2 separate regions of the Mus musculus genome follow, and region 2 is linked to region 1. Evidence: chromatin contacts called from ENCODE Hi-C or POLR2A ChIA-PET data. All regions are on one chromosome and are shown on one strand. Each heading gives the region's core, a stretch centred on a gene start or an enhancer-like site at or near the end of the contact. The rest is flanking DNA. Distances are from core to core; before and after follow the strand shown.

Region 1 (6,738 bases), core at 1,836-4,335:
AAGAAGAAAGTCAGCTAGGCACAGTGGTGTCTGCATGAGACCCTGGCTCCCAGAGGAGAGAAAGAAAGAGAAGCCCATATACCAAAACAACACAAATGTCTGTCATGATAAATAAGTCAGGTGTAGTCTGCTCGCAGCGTGGAATATTACGCAGCCATAAAAAAGGAAGTATAGAAGATGATTCTGAGGCACAAAAGACCACCTATTATATAAGATGCAACTCACAGGAAACATCCACAGTGCACAAATCCCAGAGAAAGCTGATGTGTGGGTGCCTGCCAAAGGGTGGAGGGAGGGATGCTGGGAACAAGGAGTGATAGTTTATTAGGTAAAGAATTTCCTTCTAATAGGAATGCTCTGAAACCAGACAGCTGGAACAGACATATGACACTGAGTGTCCTAAATGCCACCTGGGGAGGGACTTCACCTTGATTTTGTTTTGTTTTGTTTTTAAAAAGAACCAGAGAATGGAGTTTGGTGGCAGAGGGCTTGCTAGCAAAGTGCACCAGGCAAGCGCTCTATCAACTGAGCCACATCTCCAGTCTGAGACATCTTGGAGAATCAGAGAAAGAGAAACCTCTAACTCCCTCAGCTTCTGAGGAACAAGGTTAGATGTGCTCAGATCAGAGAGAGCAAGCACTGCAGCCTGAGAGCCACCTTGGGACTCTCTTGCCCACGAGTCCAAGGACTCAAACTCAGAGGAGCAACTTGACACAGCGCATGTACAGATTCCCAGGATAGCGGAAAGAAAGCAGCCCTAGCCACTGTCCACAGCCAATCACAAAGTCCCTCTACCCAGTCCCTCAACTTTTCAGCCCATCTCAGAAGCCTTGGCATAACTGACACCTCCTCCAGGGAGCCGCTGGGATTTACTCCCATCAGAACAGATTTCTCCAGAAATAGCACCCCATGGCGTGCTCTCTCTCTCTCTCTCTCTCTCTCTCTCTCTCTCTCTCTCTCTCCCTCTCTCCCTCTCTCCCTCTCTCCCTCTCTCCCAGCACTTGAGGCTCACAGCATTTCTCAGCATCTCCCTCCTGGCATTTGAGGTAGGGACATTCTTATAGGACATTTGGCATTCCCTAGCTCCTGCCCACTAAACACCAAGAGTGCTTAGTCTCATTTTGACAAGCCAAAAGTCACCTCCCACGTGTTTCCAAATGCTCACCAGGAGGGGTGGGACCGTCCTCTAAGAAATACTGCATAGTTATTAGCCCACCAGCAACTGCAGGGAAAGCCAAGCCTGAGTCCTGCTGGGACAGCAGCACCTCTGTCTGTGTCCTCCTACACAGCCTAGCAAACAGGCCTGGGCTACCTACCCCCAGAAAGGCAAGGGAAGCCTGGCAATGTCTGTGTGATCCTGGCTAAGTTAACTAACCTCTCTGAGCCATTCAATACTAGGCACTTTAATCTCCTATTCTCAACTACGGTGACCAAAAACTCCCCACCACAAAGGATTTGGGTTAGCATCAAATGAGATGACCCAGGCAAGATAAAGTTATTTGCCACACATCAAGAACTCAATGAATGTTAATGAGGGGGTGGGAGTGTAAGCTCACTAGTTAAAGGTGGGCTTAGCCTGCTGCTGGCACTGGGTTCTATTCCTGGCATAAATGAAAAATGTAATTACGGTTATCCAAGGTAGGGGCTCATCATATGACGGGGTTTTCTTTTGTTTTTGTGTTTTGTTTTGTTTTGTGGTTTTTCGAGACAGGCTTTCTCTGTGTAGCCCTGGCTGTCCTGGAACTCACTTTGTAGACCAGGGTGGCCTCGAACTCAGAAATGCACCTGCCTCTGCCTCCCGAGTGCTGGGATTAAAAGTGTATGCCACCATGGCCCGGCATATGACATTTTTGATGAAGTGTACAGCAGTAGAGTGTACAAGGAGGGGGATCGGGCAAACTGAAGCTGCTTCTGTACACTGATAGCACGATCTATTCTGAAACCGCAGTTTCTGTGGGTTTGGGAACAGCGGCAGCCCCTGCCACTTCCAAAGAACAAAGGAGCTGTGGGGAGGCAGAGCAATCCTCCTCTAGGTCCTGTGGGGGCAGAGTCAGGAGGAGGAGTAAAAGACATCATTAATGCCCCAGGGCACCTGAAGTTTCTACTCCAGGACTGGGGGAACATCACAGAGGAGGTTGAGGAAGGTAAAAGTTGCATCTAGGGTAATGAATGCGGAGCATGACCCACCCACCCCCAGATCAGGAGGCTGTTTGCCCATGGCACCTGAGATGTCCTCCACCCCCTGCTCCATCCCCCTGCAAAGTGCCACCTCTTCATCTCCAAGTGAGAGCAGCCGGGGAGGAGGCTGACAGAGCTGTGAAAACACCCCGTTTCCCAAACTGGGCATTCAGGGGGTGGGGAGAACCCTGGCATAGCCCCGGTGATAGCGGGGCACCACCACCCCAGGGCTGTGCCAGAGGGAGCCGGCAGGCACTCTTTATGCATCGCGCGCTGCAGCCCAGAGGTAAATTTAGGTCAAAAGGATCAAGTCGGCCTGTGAGGTCGGGGTGATCAGAGGGCAGACTCGGGTCCAAGCCCCTAGGACCAGGGTCCTCCCCGTGCCTGGCAGCCTGCGGAGGTGGGACGCTCCCGCGCGCTCAGGTTCCGCACCTGTCAAGCGCCAGGGGTGGCCTAGGCCATCGCTGGGATCCGGGACCGCCCTGGCCGGCGGACCTTGGTGCGGAACTCCTGGCCGGCTCCTGCCGCCGGACCCCAAGCGCCGCCCGGCTCCGGAGGCCAGGGGGAAAGGGGGCGCAGCCCTCCACGTGGCGGGGCGCGGGGCGGCGCACGTGGGGTCCCCTCGGGGCCCGCCTCTGGGCTGTGTCTGCCGGCTCCCGCGCGCGTCCGGGACCCAAAGACCCACGGGGAGGTTGCGTCCCTCCCCCACCCACCCCCGACTCAGCCCGGCCCGCCTCGGGCCAGCTCACCTGGGCTCCGCGCCGCCGCCTCCCGCGCTCTGCGCCCCCGGCTCGGCTTGGCTCGGCTTGGCTCGGCTCGGCTCGGTCCGGTTCGGCTCTCCACGGGAGGAGCCGCCCGGGCTTCGGCTCGCGCGCGGCGCGGCGGCGCCTCGGGCTCCTTGCTGATTGGCCAAGGACCCGGCGTGGAGCGCGCGTGCCCGCCGCAGCCTCGGCCGCGCGCGCCGGGTCCCGCGGAGACTTAAGTAGCGGCGGGGCGGAGGTGGAGGCGGGAGGGGGGGTGGGGGGAAGGAGGCGACAGGAAGCGAGGCCCGACTCGCGCAGGGGCGAACAGGCCGCAAGTTTGGGAGTGGGTCTCGGTTCCTGCGAGATGCTCCACGCCGCTTTGTCCCTGAGCGTGGAGAAGTTCCCCCAAAGGCGACGGGGGAAAACCCAGGAGCCGTCTGGCGGTTCCCTCCCTGGATTTCGGGGCAACGCCCATTATGGGGAAACCCTTCCGCAGCCACCACCCCTCTGACCACTGCTGCAGGCTCGCCCTAAAATGCATCACTCACTCTGAACAGCCCAGCGAAGTTCTAGGTCTCTCCACAAGACTGACCAAACATTCTTCCCCTTTTTGACGGTTTACTTTGCTGGAGCCTTAAAATATTTAGTCTCCCAGTTGGGTAACAACGGAGAAAAAAAAGGGTATTTCAAGGGCTCGCTCACCCGGTGGCCTTGGATGTGGGGGGCCGGTGAACTCAGACTCGGATGTTCACCAGTGGCTGTCTGCATGCATGTTTCTGCCGGCAGCCAAAGGGTTGAGATGTCAAATTCACTAAGAATTCAAAGCTCTTTGTCAACTGGGTCGATTTTCAGCCCTCAATAAATTATTGCCATATTTCTAGGCTGGGCACTCACAAACAGTCCCCAGGACCGGACAAATAAACTCAATGAGCGTTCTAATGAGATGACCACCTCTGATACTGCTAAGCGCTCTTCCATTTATTTGTTAGTAGTAGCAACTGGAGCGAGACGAAGTGGAATAGTACACAATAGTTAAAAGGACTGTTAGATCTATTTGTACCCCCACAGGAAAAGGAAAACAAAAACATGTAGCGTAAGACAGCAAGCTGCAGGAGACAGTATCATGCACAGTTTGCGTGTCTTTTTAAGCCCCACTCTTGACTGACTTCCTGAGGAGACATGAACAAATGCCTATTCACCCAAAATAGGGCGCCGACAACAGATCAAAAACATCCAAGCCCAGCTTGGTGAACCAATGGGTTTATTGGGCTTACTCATCTCCAGCATGGACAGTGACCTGCCAGAAGGAGTGTCTCCTTCGTTTACCCACCCCTTTATATTCTCTAGCATCTCCCGGGGCCAGGTGCTGTTGGAGGTCTGCACAGGAGGAGAGGCGGGAGCAACTGTAATCTCAGGTGAGGGTCTAATGACTCTCCCCATTTCTTCCCTAGAGGGTGGATAATAGCCTCTCTCCAGTAAGGGACGGGTGCAGAGGCAAGCACAGATGCTCTGATTTCAAGAGGGACATGTTCTATGACCTCCACACGGTGTATGCTTATGGACACAAGCTTGTGCGAACGTCAAAGAGAATCGGTTCATGTTAGATGCATGATGGTCTGACATCAAGACGGAAGTAGGCAGCTAGAGGGGTAGCTCAGAGGTAGAGGACTTGCCTACCAGGTAGGAGGTAACGGTAAGGAAACCGGCTGGATAGCCTGGCGTGGTGGCGCACGCCTTTAATCCCAGCACTCGGGAGGCAGAGGCAGGCGGATTTCTGAGTTCGAGGCCAGCCTGGTCTAGAGTGAGTTCCAGGACAGCCAGGGCCATACAGAGAAACCCTGTCTTGAACCCCTCCCCCCCAAAAAAGGAAGCGGGCTGGAGAGATGGCTCCGTAGTTAAGAGCACCCACCAGCTGCTCTTGCAAAGGATCTAGGTTCGATTCCCAGTATCCACATGATGGGTCACAACCTCTGGAACCCCAGTTCCAGGGGATCTGACGCCCTCTTCTGGCCTTCTCAGGCAGAGCATGCATGTGGTTCGCAGACATGCATTGAGGAAAAACACCCATACACATGGAATAAAAATAAAGGAAGGTGGGTCGGGCACTTTTAACCCCAGTATTTGGGAGGCATGGGGCAGGAGGATCTCCATGAGTTCAAGGTGGTAGGAAGTTCCAGGTCTATATAGACCCTGCTTCCAAAAAGACAAAACAATAATGATAGATGAGTAAAGGAAGGAATTGAGGGCAGAGAATGGGACAGGGAGTATAGGAAGATGACATAGCTGTTTTATTTCCTCTATAAATGGTTGTAAAATAGATTGCAAAAATAGTTGATGCTGAATAGTGGGTACATAGTTCTGTATTTTTCTGTATTGTAGACCCCTCCCCAACCCCAAATTTATAGTAGGTTAAGTAGGCAGGGCGGGGCTTTGGGGGTCATGAGTGACAGGGTGTTAGAACCTAGTGGGGAAACCCCCACTCAACTCCCGATTCGGCGTGCACCCAAAAAAATCAGGAAGGACCATCTCTTGATGTAATTACATGAGAACGTTTAATGACGGAGCTCTGGACGACATGCATCTCACACAGGAGATAACGGATGTCGGCCACAAGGCTCGACAGCTAGGGGTTTTTATGGGGTAAGGGGCTTAGGGGTGTGGAATTCAGCATAGCGACACATTATTGGCTTATTCAAACATTAACAGAAATATTACAGGGCATCAGGACTTTGTTCCTGTGGGCTGGGGGCTTATCTTGTTCACATAGCAACCAGTTGATGTATGACTTTACCCCGCGTCAAGGGGCAGTAGACAGAGGGGAGGTTCCTGGCCAGGTGGTGTTGACCCAGACAAGATAGCCCTGCTTGTACAATCAAGCTGTTCTTAGGAATGTCTTAACAACAGCCCTGTCTGTTCTGTTTTGTTTTCAGCCCCAGGCCTAGGCTCATAGACAACTCTTTTACATGAATCACAAGATACAAAGTCTCATTTTCTTTCAAGGGCACTTGTTGGCCACATTTCAGGCTCCACCCTGTGCTCTCAACAGAGAGAACCCAGGCGACCTTGCCATTAGCAGCCACAGACAATAGTGAATAGATGGATGTAGCAGTGTCCCAATAAAACTTTATTTATAAACACCACAGGGTGATTTTCATACAATTGTCCAGTGTGTTGCCATTTAGGAGGGCACTCCATGAAGCAGTTTCTCTGAGGTCATCATCCATAATGGGGGAGGGGCACTTTGAAGTGATGAAGCTATTCAGAGGTCATTCATGTTCCTCTAAGGAAATCCAATAAACTCATTGGTTCAGGCCATTTAAAAAAAAAAAGGATGGGTTTTGGGGGTTGGGCAACTGCTTTCCTAAGGTAACTAAGAGATCCTGGTTTTCTTTCCTGTTAAAACCTATAATTTCGGGCTGGTGAGATGGCTCAGTGGGTAAGAGCACCCAACTGCTCTTCCGAAGGTCTGGAGTTCAAATCCCAGCAACCACATGGTGGCTCACAACCATCTGTAATGAGATCTGGCACCCTCTTCTGGAGTGTCTGAAGACAGCTACAGTGTACCTACATATAATAAATAAATAAATCTTTAAAAAAAAAACCTATAATTTCAGGCCTGGCGTGGTGGCGCACGCCTTTAATCCCCCAGGAGGCAGAGGCAGGTGGATTTCTGAGTTCCAGGCCAGCCTGGTCTACAAAGTGAGTTCCAGGAGAGCCAGAGCTATACAGAGATATCCTGTCTCAAAAAAACAAACAAACAAAAAAAAAACACCTATTATTTCCTTGTTAAAATTTATAATTCTATATGAGTATGTCC
Region 2 (6,738 bases), core at 1,268-3,767, 42 kb after region 1:
GCTCCCTGCTCTCCGGAGAAGTTCCATACCTACTACACTCGTTTTGTGAACCTCTGGTTCAGTTCCAGAAAAAGAATCTGAAAGGTCATCAAAAAATTGTTCCATATCCTTCAGTTCGCCTTCAGCCATGAGCTTGATTCTGAATGAGAAAATCGGGATGCATGGTTTAGGAAGGCTCGCTGCACACCCTGCACATTCCATAGTCCTGAATTATAGACAAGTCTGCTTTAAAGGGGATTTCAAGGTTTGTTTAAAGCTGGGGCTCTAAGACAAACTTTACAATCCATTTAAAATGTCATCCCCATATTCCTCAAGAGTATCACACATTGCTAACTTAACTGTATAACATTCGTCAAAGTAAAAATGGAATTATCTAAAACAACTAAAAGAGAGGTAATTGCATAGGAAATTATACACATGGGGGAAGAATACATGAACCTAACTTCTAATGCAATCCATTAAAAAAACATCTAAATAAAAGCTCTTAGAACAACCCCTCTAATAATCATAACTTTGGTTCCCCCATGTATCCCAGCTAACTTCCGAACTGCTTTGTAGCCCAGGAGGACTTTGAACTTCTGTTCTTCCTGCCTCTAGCCCCCAAAGGCATGGGTTACAGCTGTGGACCACTATGTCTAGTTTAAAGTGCTGGGCATGGAACCCAGGCCTTGTGCACAAGAGGCAAGCACGTTACCAACAGAGCCACGCCCCTATCATCTTAGACTTAACTGCTCCCCACTCCTTGGTAATCTTCACCCAGCCCTTTGCAGAGAGAAAGTTCACCTGATCTGCACTGAATTTGCCAGCTGAGGACACGATTCTTCAATTAGCTTGTACAGCTTTGACAGTGTAATATCTGGGCCCTGTGTAAAGGAGAAAATAAGGTTAGAGATAACGGGCAAAGAGCTTCGGACTGAGAAACGACTGAAAAGAGTCATTTATCAATCATTCCAAACGAGACACATGGAATCAGGATTTTCCTGACTATGCAAAATACGAAGACATACTTCACATTTGTAGATTGGTTTTAGTCAATGGAATAATCTATTAAAAAAAAAAGGAGAAAGAAAAATGAACAGGATTTATAGGATAAGGCTCTCTTTCCTTTGTTACTCTTAACAGGCAACGCTGAGCCCGTCTCCATCAGTTAAATGGACTTAATAATCACTATCTCCTTTGTCTGTGGAAAAGTTAAGTGGGAGACTGTGAAAGGCTTTGCACACCGGGAAGCACTATACAAAGGTGGGTGCTCTAGTTCTCCTGAGTATAAACACATTTCATCGTTTTCTGAACTGGGGAAGGAAGGCTAACCCAGAAGCAGAGCCTTCTCTAGACAAGGTTTAAAATTACTCACTGGGGCCATTTTTAGAAAGTCAGTGTTTACACCACTCTAGATGTAGGTAACCCAACTCGACTTCTTGGGAAATTGTATTTGACATATACTATTTTAAGATTGCCTGTATGGCTGGGTATACAGCTCTAATCTCAGCACTCAGGAGACAAAGGCAGGGGGATCTCTTGAGTTGGAGGCCACCCTGGTCTACAGAGCGAGTTCCAAGACATCCAGGGCAACACAAAGAAACCCTGTCTTGAAAAACAAACCACGGGTTGGTGAGATGGCTCAGCGGTTAAGAGCACTGACTGCTCTTCTGAAGGTCCTGAGTTCAAATCCCAGCAACCACATGGTGACTCACAACCATCTGTAATGAAATCTGACCCCCTCTTCTGGGGTGTCTGAAGACAACTACAGTGTACTTACATATAATAAATAAACAAGTTAGAAAAAAAGAAAAACAAACCACTACAAAGTGAGTTCCAGGACAGAGAAACCCTGTCTCGAAAAACCAAAAAAAACCCAAAAACAAACAAAAAAAGACAAACAAACCAAACTAAAAGAACCTATATGTTAAAACAAAAACAAAAAAAAAAACCCTCAAAACTTATCATTTATAGGAAAAGAGTTAAACCATGCCGGTTAGCTTAGGATGAAATATCATGCAGTTGCTAGTGTTCTTTTTCAGTGACAAGATGAAGCCCCGCCCCCAGGGCCCCTCCCCCGGGGCTGGACCTTCCCTGCCCTCCAGCTCAGGGCGGGGCCCACGCGAAGCGCGCGCGCGCGTGCGGTAATGGGCGGGAAAGAGCGGGCGCCCCTCACCTGCAGCAGGGGCAGGAGCAGCTGGTTGAGCTTCCGCCGCTCCACGAGGCTGACGGCGCCCTCGCCCGTGCGGCCCATCTCGTTGAGCAGCACCAGGACGGCGATCTTATAGGGCGTCACCCAGTCCTTGATGCCAAACAAGTTGGCGTGCACTACCCCGTTGGTCATCATCGGGCTGAAGTCCTGGCTCTTCGTGGACGCCGGCAAGGACAGGCCCTCTCCAGGCCTGCCACGCGCCGCGCCCACGAGCCGCCTTTACGCCATGGCTGCAGCCGCCCGGCACCTTAACCCGCCCAAGACTGTTTCCCACAGTAGCGGGGGCCTCAGTGTCCCTCTCCCACCCCGGCGGTGCCTTCGACCAATCAAAGACCAGAAGGAAGACTGACAGCCAATCAAAACAGCCAAACCTGTAGTGAGCGGGGGTAGGGGAGGGGGTGGGACATAAATGGTGTTATGGCAAATCGGTTCCCTACAGAAACGCTCAACCAAGGCGACCAGGTTCCTAGTCGACGTGGACAGGGATCTGGGAGGAAGACGCAGGGATTTTGATCAGAGACAGCGTGAACTACAGGCCACGCGTGTATTTATTTAATTTGATCTTCCTTCTCGCCCCCATTTAATTGCATCTTTGCCTCTAGCGGTACACGAAATTGAACAAGACACCTCGCCTGTATATGTGTATACCAGGGAAGCTCTCTTAACAAAGACCTTCAGCTGAAGCGATGCTCCTCCCCTTTTGGAGAAAAAAAAAAAAAAACTTACTAAGTAGCATAAACTGGCCTTGAACTCGCGACAATAGCTGAGATGATTTGAATGATCTACCCTGCCCAAAAGACATTTTTAAATCATTGTATTTAAAAGCAATGGGATTAAATTGGCATGTTTAAATTATATTTGCATACTAGATGTGATAGCTCCCTGCCTCTTACTCCAGCAACCTGGAGGCACAGGCAGTGGCAAGCACATCTCCATAAATTCGAGGCCAACCTGGTCTATAAAGCCAGTTCCAGGCCAGCTAGGTCTGCATAGTTAAGAAGACCCTGCCTCAAAAAACTTTTTTTTCGCTAGGCAATGATGGCACACGACTTTAATCCCAGAACGTGGGAGGCAGAGACAGACAGATTTCTTTTCTGAGTTCAAGGCCAGCTTGGTCTACAGAGTGAGTTCCAGGACAGCCAGGGCTACACAGAGAAACCCTGTCTAGAAAAACAAAAACAAAAAGCATTTTTTTCACTCATATTAAATTTTTTTGATACAAGGTGTCACCATGCAGCCCTTTGTAGAACCTGCCTCTGCCTCCCTACTAGCAGTAGGGAGCCACCATGCCTGTCCTTATTCTCCTTTTGTAAGGACAAGAGCCCATGTTTTTCTTCAACATCTCACAAATGCCATTTGTAGGCAGCTACGTGTCAGTTTGCAAGTGCGATACCCATAGTGAAACAAAAGGTAAGACCACCTTCTTGTGAATGGATATCTGTATCCCACCTAAGTCACTACAAAGTCCAACATCAGGTAAATGAAGCTCTTAAAACCAACCCCCGGTCTACAGTATTTTCAGTCTGACTTTTCACAATGCCCCTTCTACTTATCTGTATTTCTCAAGACACTTAGTTCTCTAGAGCTTAAAGTATTATTATCAGGGCTGAAGAAACAGCCCGGTTGTTAAGAGCACTAGAGCACTTGCTGTTCTTGCAGAGAAATTGGGTTTGGTTCCCAGAACCCACATGGTCCATCAGTATCTTCTGGCTTCTGCGGGCACCAGACAGCCATGTGGTACAGAGATATATATGCAGGCAAAGTACTCGTACAAATAAAATAAAAATAAATAAGTATTTTAAAATAAAAATATTATCAGTGATTAGTCATTCTCAGTAGTTTTCATAGCTCTTTATTTTTTAAAGTTTTTTAAAAGATTTATTTATTTATGTATGTATATGAGTACACTGTAGCTGTACAGATAGTTGTGAGCCATCATGTGGTTGCTGGGAATTGAGCTCAGGACCTCTGCTTGCTCTGGCCCTGCTCACTCTGGCCCCAAGATTTATTTATTGTTATATGTAAGTACATTGTAGCTGTCTTCAGACACACCAGAAGAGGGTGTTAGATCTCATTACGGATGGTTGTGAGCCACCATGTGGTTGCTGAGAATTGAACTCAGGACCTTCAGAAGAGTAGTCAGTGCTCTTAATCTCTCCAGCCCCCGTTTTCATAGCTCTTGAAACAAAAAAAGATATGTACTATTCAACTTCTGCTGCATACAAACACAAATTGGGCCTGTTTTCTTCTGTCAGTCCTGTTTGTTTAATAAGTGATATTTGTCCTAAGAGATTACTCAGTGGCTAAGCTGCTTTTCCAGAGAACCAGAGTTTGTGCCGCAGCACCTACATCAGAGACCACGTAACTATTTATGTAGGGGTGGGGGGGCTTGTTGGGTTGTTTGAGTTGTTTTTTATTTTTTTCAAGATAAGGTTTTCCAGCCAGGCGTGGTGCCGCACGCCTTTAATCCCAGCACTCAAGAGGCAGAGGCAGGTGGATTTCTGAGTTCAAGGCCAGCCTGATCTACAAAGTGAGTTCCAGGACAGCCAGGACTATACAGAGAAACCCTGTCTCAAAAAAAAAAAAAAAAAAAAAAAAAGATAAGGTTTTCCTGTGTGTATATGCTCCGTCCAGGGAGTGGCACTATTAACTATTAGGTGTGGCCCTGTTCAAATAGGTGTGGCCTTTTTGGAGTAGGTGTGGCACTGTGGGTGGGTGTGGGCTTTAAGACCCTCATCCTAGCTGCCTGGAAGTCAGTATTCTGCTAGCAGCCTTCAGATGAAGATGTAGAACTCCCAGCTCCTCCTGCACTGTGTGCACCGTAGATGCTGCCATGCTCCCACCTTGATGATAATGGACTGGACCTCTGAACCTGTAAGCAGCCCCAATTAAGTGTTGTTCTTTTTATAAGAGTTGCCTTGGTCATGGTGTCTATTCACAGCAGTAAAGACATTCTGTGTAGCTCTAGCTGTCCTAGAACTTGCTCTATAGACCTAGCTCGTTTTGCCTCTGCCTCCCAAGGTCTGGGATTGAAGGTGTGTTCTACCATTGCCAAACTTTTCCAATTATCTTTAACCCAGCTCTGGGAGCTCTGACTCCTCCTGGTCTCCTCTGGTACTGCACATACATGCACATACCTCTACATAAGCAACCATACATGCAAATGATTAAAAAAAATTAGGTCTGGAGAGATGACTTAACAGTAAAGAGCACTTACTGCTCTTGCAGAGGACACAGGTTCAATCCCCCCATCCACAAGGTGGCTCACAAACATTTGTAACTCTAGTTCCAGGGACTCCAAAGCCCTCTTCTGCTCTCAGGTACTGGGCTTGCTCAGGGTGTGTGTGTGTGTGTGTGTGTGTGTATACATGCTAGCAAAAATAATACCTCATGTACATAAAATTTTTAAAAATGAATCCTAAAAAGAAAGAAAGAAAGAAAGAAAGAAAGAAAGAAAGAAAGAAAGGACTGAAAACTAGTAGGCTTTGAAGTTATTTTGCACGGCAGGCAGATGCCTGATTTACATTATCTGAGAACACTGAACACCTGGAGCACAACCACACCAGCTTTTCCTCTGAGTCATCAGAGAGTTGCTCTTCAATGTGACATCTGCAGCTCCCGTTACAGATGGGAGAGCCAGCAGAGCGGTCTCAGAGAACTGGTTTACCTGCTGCTAGTCAAACCCAAACCTTCCCGAAGGGGCAGACCCCAATCACAGTACTTGTGAAAATCCTGCTGGGGCTGGGCTGGAGAGATCGCTCAGTGGTCCCAGCAACCATGTGATAGCTCACAACTATCTGGAATGGGATCTGACGCCCTCTTCTGGTGTGTCTGAAGACAGCGATAGTGTACTCATATATATCAAATAATTCTTTGAAAAAAAAATTGAAGACTTTTCTGTGGAGAGGGCTGAGTTTTTTGAGACAGGATCTTGCAACTTAGCTTGGTTAATCTAAACCTAACATTAGGCCACTCTGGCTTTGATTTTATGGCTATTCTCCTGCCTCAACCTCCCAACCACCAAGATCATCACAGTGTGTACTGCCACACATCTAGCTTTTTTTTTTTTTTTTTGAGACCTCTTGCTTCTACTTTCCAGCTTGTTGCCACTGGACCTGAAGACAAATCATCTTTCTACTCCATAAAACCGACCTTGCCTTGCCCCACTTAAAATCCTTTGGGGGAGGAGGGCAGGGCCAAAACAACGATTTGAAAAAAATGGAGGCATGGGGAAGGGGCCTCCATTGTGCACTGCCCATGAGTGCAAACAGACATCTCATCAGGTAAAGGACCGGAAACATCAACCCTGCCGACATTAGTTCCGGGCTCAGGACTCACAGGGTGCAAGGGGAAAAAGGATCCCCTCAAGCTGTCCTCTGTCCTCCATACCCGGGTTGTGGCATGTGCACACACATACACAGATAGGTAGACAGACAGACGGACGGACAGATATAATAAGAATGTATTTTAAAAGAGGCTGGGGGTGCGGTTCTATGAGAGAGCACTTGTGGAGCGCACTAGGAACCCTGAATCCCATTTCCAGGCCC

The links. A loop is a pair of places that touch in the nucleus more often than their neighbours do. ChIA-PET counts read pairs that join two places held with the same protein, here RNA polymerase II (POLR2A).
Region 2: a loop to region 1 is called in a map of heart, with 1.9 times the contacts of the local background. The contact joins the promoter of Anapc5 here to the promoter of Camkk2 in region 1. A Hi-C loop is called at or near these places in 1 of 37 maps with a recorded cell type or tissue (heart). POLR2A ChIA-PET finds 5 or more read pairs at or near these places in 4 of 5 experiments (Patski and embryonic stem cell).

What each region holds. Positions count from the first base shown.
Region 1 is chr5:122,776,325-122,783,062 of GRCm38, forward strand. It overlaps Camkk2 (calcium/calmodulin-dependent protein kinase kinase 2, beta), which reads right to left and starts at 3,086. Exons shown (of 17, transcript NM_001199676.1): 1 at 2,928-3,086.
Region 2 is chr5:122,818,825-122,825,562 of GRCm38, forward strand. Anapc5 (anaphase-promoting complex subunit 5) reads right to left here and starts at 2,518. Exons shown (of 17, transcript NM_021505.3): 1 at 2,156-2,518; 2 at 784-863; 3 at 30-139. The coding sequence starts at 2,326.